Linked DNA regions of Homo sapiens: region 2 is linked to region 1. Evidence: chromatin loops called from intact Hi-C (ENCODE). Cell type or tissue: mammary epithelial cell. All regions are shown on one strand. Region 1 overlaps COMT (catechol-O-methyltransferase). Region 2 holds the start of MIR3618 (microRNA 3618).

The links. A loop is a pair of places that touch in the nucleus more often than their neighbours do. Peaks named below come from ENCODE experiments on the same cell type or tissue, not always from the same donor. Only the 100,000 strongest peaks of a DNase experiment are listed, where the experiment ranks them.
Region 2: it touches region 1 in a loop (3-fold over the local background); 17 of 110 quality-filtered maps call a loop at or near these places.

What each region holds. Positions count from the first base shown.
Region 1 is chr22:19,960,892-19,963,391 of GRCh38, reverse strand. It overlaps COMT (catechol-O-methyltransferase), which reads right to left. Exons shown (of 6, transcript NM_000754.4): 2 at 2,103-2,193; 3 at 577-865. The coding sequence starts at 865. Among named protein-coding and RNA genes, the nearest start is that of MIR4761, 1.6 kb to the left of the region's middle. RefSeq lists enhancers at 1-582, 583-1,298. In mammary epithelial cell, a CTCF peak has its summit at 961 (motif pointing left); DNase peaks (open chromatin) are centred at 201 and 891; H3K4me3 peaks cover 645 bases; H3K27ac peaks cover 512 bases.
Region 2 is chr22:20,083,681-20,086,180 of GRCh38, reverse strand. DGCR8 (DGCR8 microprocessor complex subunit) reads right to left here. Exons shown (of 14, transcript NM_022720.7): 2 at 1-494. The coding sequence starts at 217. It overlaps MIR3618 (microRNA 3618), which reads right to left and starts at 435; the gene lies at 348-435. MIR1306 (microRNA 1306) reads right to left here and starts at 123; the gene lies at 39-123. RefSeq lists an enhancer at 2,399-2,500. In mammary epithelial cell, a CTCF peak has its summit at 1,080; no DNase peak of the experiment used is centred here.

The sequences.
Region 1 (2,500 bases):
GTGTCCCCAGCCCCCAGGACCTGGTCCCCACTGTGAGCGCGCTTGGAGCTCCCATGGTCCCTTAGCCTCTATGCTCACGCTGGTCCCTATCTTTTCCACCCTTCCTGGCTGGCCCCAGTGTGTCCTAACACAGAGCTGCCCTCTCTGAATCACCGAACCGCCCACCTTGGGGCCCTGGGGCGGCACTAGTTCCCTGAGTCACTCCGTGAGCCCGGTAACACATCCTGTGCCCCAGGCTGAAGTTCAAGCGGGAGGCGGGCCCAGGAGAACCTGTCTGACTGGTCCCCAGGCAGGTCCCATGGTGGCCAGAACAGAGTTCAAGGGGAACTGCACCACCGTCAGACCCTGTGAGTGTGGGGGCCTGTTGTCCTGGGGCAGCAGGCAGCAGGGCCTGCAGGGGTCATCAGGGACCCTGGCACCCTGGGACTCCAGAGGAGCCCCCCAGCCCTATCTGGGCATATCCCAGGGTTCCCAGCCCCCTGGAAATGGGGTGATAACAGCTTCTCCTGTAAGGGCTTTGATGCCTGGTCCTGGGTCCCTGTCCCAGAGCTGAGCACCTGCTGGCCCGGACCCCACCTTTCTTGTCGCCCACGTTCATGGCCCACTCCTTCTGCTCGCAGTAGGTGTCAATGGCCTCCAGCACGCTCTGTGCGTTCCCGGGCTCCGCATGCTGCAGCACGTGGTTCAGGATGCGCTGCTCCTTGGTGTCACCCATGAGCAGGTTGTGGATGGGCTGCAGGATGAACTCGTTCCAGCCGATAAGGCACAGGCCCCAGCCCCAGTGCCTCAGAAGCAGCAGCAGCACCACCAGCAGCACCAGGCCCAGCAACACAGCTGCCAACAGCAGAGGCGGGGCCTCCGGCATCTGCAGGGCGGGAGGGGAGGGGCGCCAGTGCTCTGTGCTCCTCCTGCAGCACCCACACGCCCCTTTGCTTGGAGTGCCACCATCGCCCCCTTGTGTTTGCAGAGGGGCAAGGTTCAGAAATGCCAGCCTTGTGCCTCAGTTGCCTGACGTGTCAGCGCCAGGGAGCCAGCCTTCTCGTGCCCTCTGGTGCCCTCGGGTAGACAGAGCAGGTGTGTGCCTCTGGCAGTCCTGTGTGGAGCCTGCAGGGTCACACTCCCTGGCCCTGGGTGCTTCCCCAGGCAGCCCAGGGATCCTCTAAAACCACACAAAATACAGAAGCAGACACGGACTCAGGCTGTTGTCTCCCAGCTGGCTTAGAGGACACCCAGGGGTAGGGAAGCCCCATGGCCCGGAGTTGGGGGTAGTCACGGGTGGCCAAAGGAGAGGCTGTATGGTGCAGCCCCTTGGCCTCATGTGGTGAGCCCGTGCTGGTCACCCATGCTCTGGACGCCCCAGGGATTCATGTGGCCTTTTCATTGAGTGTCCAAGTAAGGACACTGGCAGTCCCCAGGCCAGGCACACCAGGACAGACCCACTCACCACTCCCCTTGGGAACAGCAACGTGGCATGTCCCAGATGAGAAAGGCCAGCCCTGCCGCCCACAACAGTGTACCTCGTGGGGCACAGTGATGGCAAGTGACCCCACTTGAAACCTGTTTGAAATCCTCCTGGTGTGACCCTCCAGGCAGGTAGCCTGGGAACCAGACAGAAGCCTGGTGAGGGGACCCAGCAGGCAGAGAGCAGAGCACAGGAGGCCTGAGGCAGAAGCCCAGGGGTTCAGGTCACAGACCCTAAAACGGGAAGGACACAAGGAAACTTCTTCTAGGGCCCCTGTGCTCACTCAGAGGTCTTTCTGGGATGGGGCCCTGGGCTCCCAGTGGCATAGGAGATCCCACTCTCTGCTGGACGCTCCATTTTAGAAAGGCACACCCAGGCAAGGAGGCAGGCCTAGGGCCACAGAGGGGACACCCCTGGAGGCCAGCCTCAGGGCACCAGAGGACAGAGCAGAAGAGAACAGGGAAGCAGAGGCTCCGCCCTAGGGGGAGGTCATGCGGACACCAGGCTTCTAGGGGATTTCAGGCCATGTGGCCTATTTACACAGGCAGAGTGGACATGTGCTCAGCAGACCTGTGCCCATGCACCGGGCCGGAATCTGTACCCACCCTGGCACTGCCCCGGCTTCCGTTGGCCAACTCACCTTCAAAGCACCTCTGAGCAGGCTCCAGCCCTCTGGCTGCGGGAGGGGTCTGGGGTCTCCTCTGAGCTCGGCAGCAAAGCAGATGTTATTTCTGTGGAAATCAATTTTGCCTTTGGATAATCATCAACATAAACCCTAACCTGGCGATGACCAAGGTCCAGATACCTGAGCCCCTTCCCCGGATAGGGCCAGCCTGGCCTGAGCCTTCCCTAGCAGGGCGAGGGCAGTGCTTCGCCTTTCCGGCCTCAGAAGAGACAGCAGAAGGCCTCAGAGAGGCCAAGGGACATCCCTACTAGTGTCCCCCAGCCAGGGACCCCAGGGGCAGTCTCCTGGTCCCTGTCCACACTGCCCTGTGGGCTATGTGTGTGTGCACCTGCACCTTGTGAACCACAAGAGGA
Region 2 (2,500 bases), 120 kb before region 1:
AAGCTCCGTAGAAGTTGAAGGGGTCCTCAGCAGGGAGTTCGGACTGTCCATCACCACCAGAGCCAACGTCCATTACCTCTGCACCACTGGACGTTTGCAGGGGAGGTGGTGGAGACTGCTCACGGGGCAGCGCTTGGAAGGGGCGAGCTCGGCTCTCCATCACCGCTTCTCCTGCGGGCCCACACGGGAGCGGAGAGGGGCTCTCATCTGTCTCCATATTAAAAGCGCTTAAGACTAGTTTACAAGACCAGAGTTTTACAAGCCCTCACATAAATCTACACAGCTAACATGCACAAGTCCGCTGAGACCCGGGCGCGTCCTGCCGCGCTGTGCGCTGGCGGCTTAGTCAAGCTGGCCACATTGCTCTTTTCATTAATGTAGACAGCTTTTAGAACCACTGCCTCAATTATTGGAAATCACAATGCACTCAGCTTAAGTGACTGGCGACTAAGCGAGTCTGTCTTCATGCCGGAGTGGCACCTTTCTTCTTCTACCTGCAAAGAAATTTAAAAATATCGTCACAAAATGACAGAAACCTTCCAATTCCCTGGTACCAAGTTAAAAGCCAAGCACTATTAACAGCATAGTAAAGGGCTTCAAAATAATATTCCCTAAGAGGACTTTTTAGGCATCAAAACAAACTAACCTTACTTTTATTCTTCAGAACCTGAATTATAACTTAAGTCCAAAGTTAAATATTTTGTTAATGCCCACTTTAATTCCTACTTCAGAAACACAAAAACTATATAATCATAAGGCTCAAAAAATATTTTAAAAATTTACACTAAACTCCACCACAGCATTCTTCTAACTCAGATAAGCAAGCATGCAGTGGGAGGCACCCTTTCTGGAACACACAGAAGGCGCGTGGCCTCCCTCAGGCCACCAGAGCACAGCAATCCACTCACCTGCAAGGGCTGGGTCAGTCAGAGGGCGAGCGCGAGACCCTCAGCTCAACTCTGCGGCACTAGGGGCCTCAGAGGCATGGCCAGGCGCTCTGCTACCCAGGGACCCCAGGGCTCTCCTGGGCCCACAGGGTAGCACGTGGACGGGGACAGTGATGCAGCGTGCTGAGGTCACCAGAGGTGGCAGCATAGTTCTGTTCCCGATGGAGGAGAGGGGTGGGTGGCTGTGGGGAAGGGACCTGCCAGGATTTGGGGTGGGGAGCCACAAGAGACAGCTGGAGCCGAGGCACAGAGAGGCCTGGGTGCCACCTGCAGCCCGTTCCGCCCTGGGGACAATAAGGAGCCACTGAAGGTGAAGCGACTCTCATGCCACAAGTAGGTTCCTACTTGAGAGGGGAGACCCACAGCTGTGCCAGGCAGAAGCAACTGCATCCAAGGCACGGGGACAGTCCTCCAGGCCAGAGGACAAAGGTGTGAAAGAGGCCCTGGCAATGGGCCAAGAACAGTGTCACAGAACTGACCGCACTTGTTGACCCAACGGAGGTGGATAGCAGAGAAAAGAGGGAACTAAAGACAAGGAAGGACACCCAAATTCCAGCATGCAGGCAGGAGCCTGGCGAGGAGAACAGAGGGGACCTCCAGGCAGGCTCTGAAGGTGCCGAGGCCACAACTCTGGAGCCATGACTGGTCCAGATACGGAAGGCCAGGACGCACTGAGGAGGTAGTCGCCAAACCCACAGGAGGAAGGCCACCCAGAGATGAGGGTTAAGGATGCAACTCTAGGAAGCCTTACTACAGAGGAAGCATGAAGAAAGGGACAACATGAAGCAGGGAAGATGGGTCTGAGGGGGCAGCCAGAAAACCCTGCATCAGAGCAGAAGGAACACATGCAGACACACGCACATGCACACTCCCACAACGTGCACAGGAACACGCATGCATGCACATGCGTGCATACCAGTAAAGATGCACACATGCAAACCGCACTGCATGACCTAACATCCTCCCAAGATTCCCGGAAAGAACAGGAGATGCAGACATCACACATTTAACAAGGGACAAGGCATGGTGGATGTACTTCGAAGGGGACACAACATGAAAACCAGAGACTAGTTTAGGTTTAATCAATACATTTAACAACTATCCACTGGCCATCTACTCCGAGGAACGCACTATATGGACAAGAGACAAGGTCACAGGGCCTGGACACACTGGCAGGTCAATGACCACTGCACTGTCACCCCATTTCCTGGATTCTAAGATGTCCTAACATTTCTGAATCTAATGGGAATTTCACACCGTATGTTCCCAAAGATGTGTCCATCAAAGGTGCTGAGGATCCAGGAAACACAGCACAGAGCTAACAACTGACTATAAAGTGCTGAAGACGCTCAAGAGGCTGTGGGCAGCAACCAGGCAGGCATGAGGAACACTAAGTGGGGTGAGGTCAGTCTCCTGGCAACCAAGAAAGACCATTAGAGAAAACAGACCGAGGGGTCAATGCGCCCAGTGCCACAGATTACAAGGAAGACCAGGGCCACACACCTCAGAACCTGGCAGTCCCATAGAGACCCTGGTGAGTCAATCCATGATTC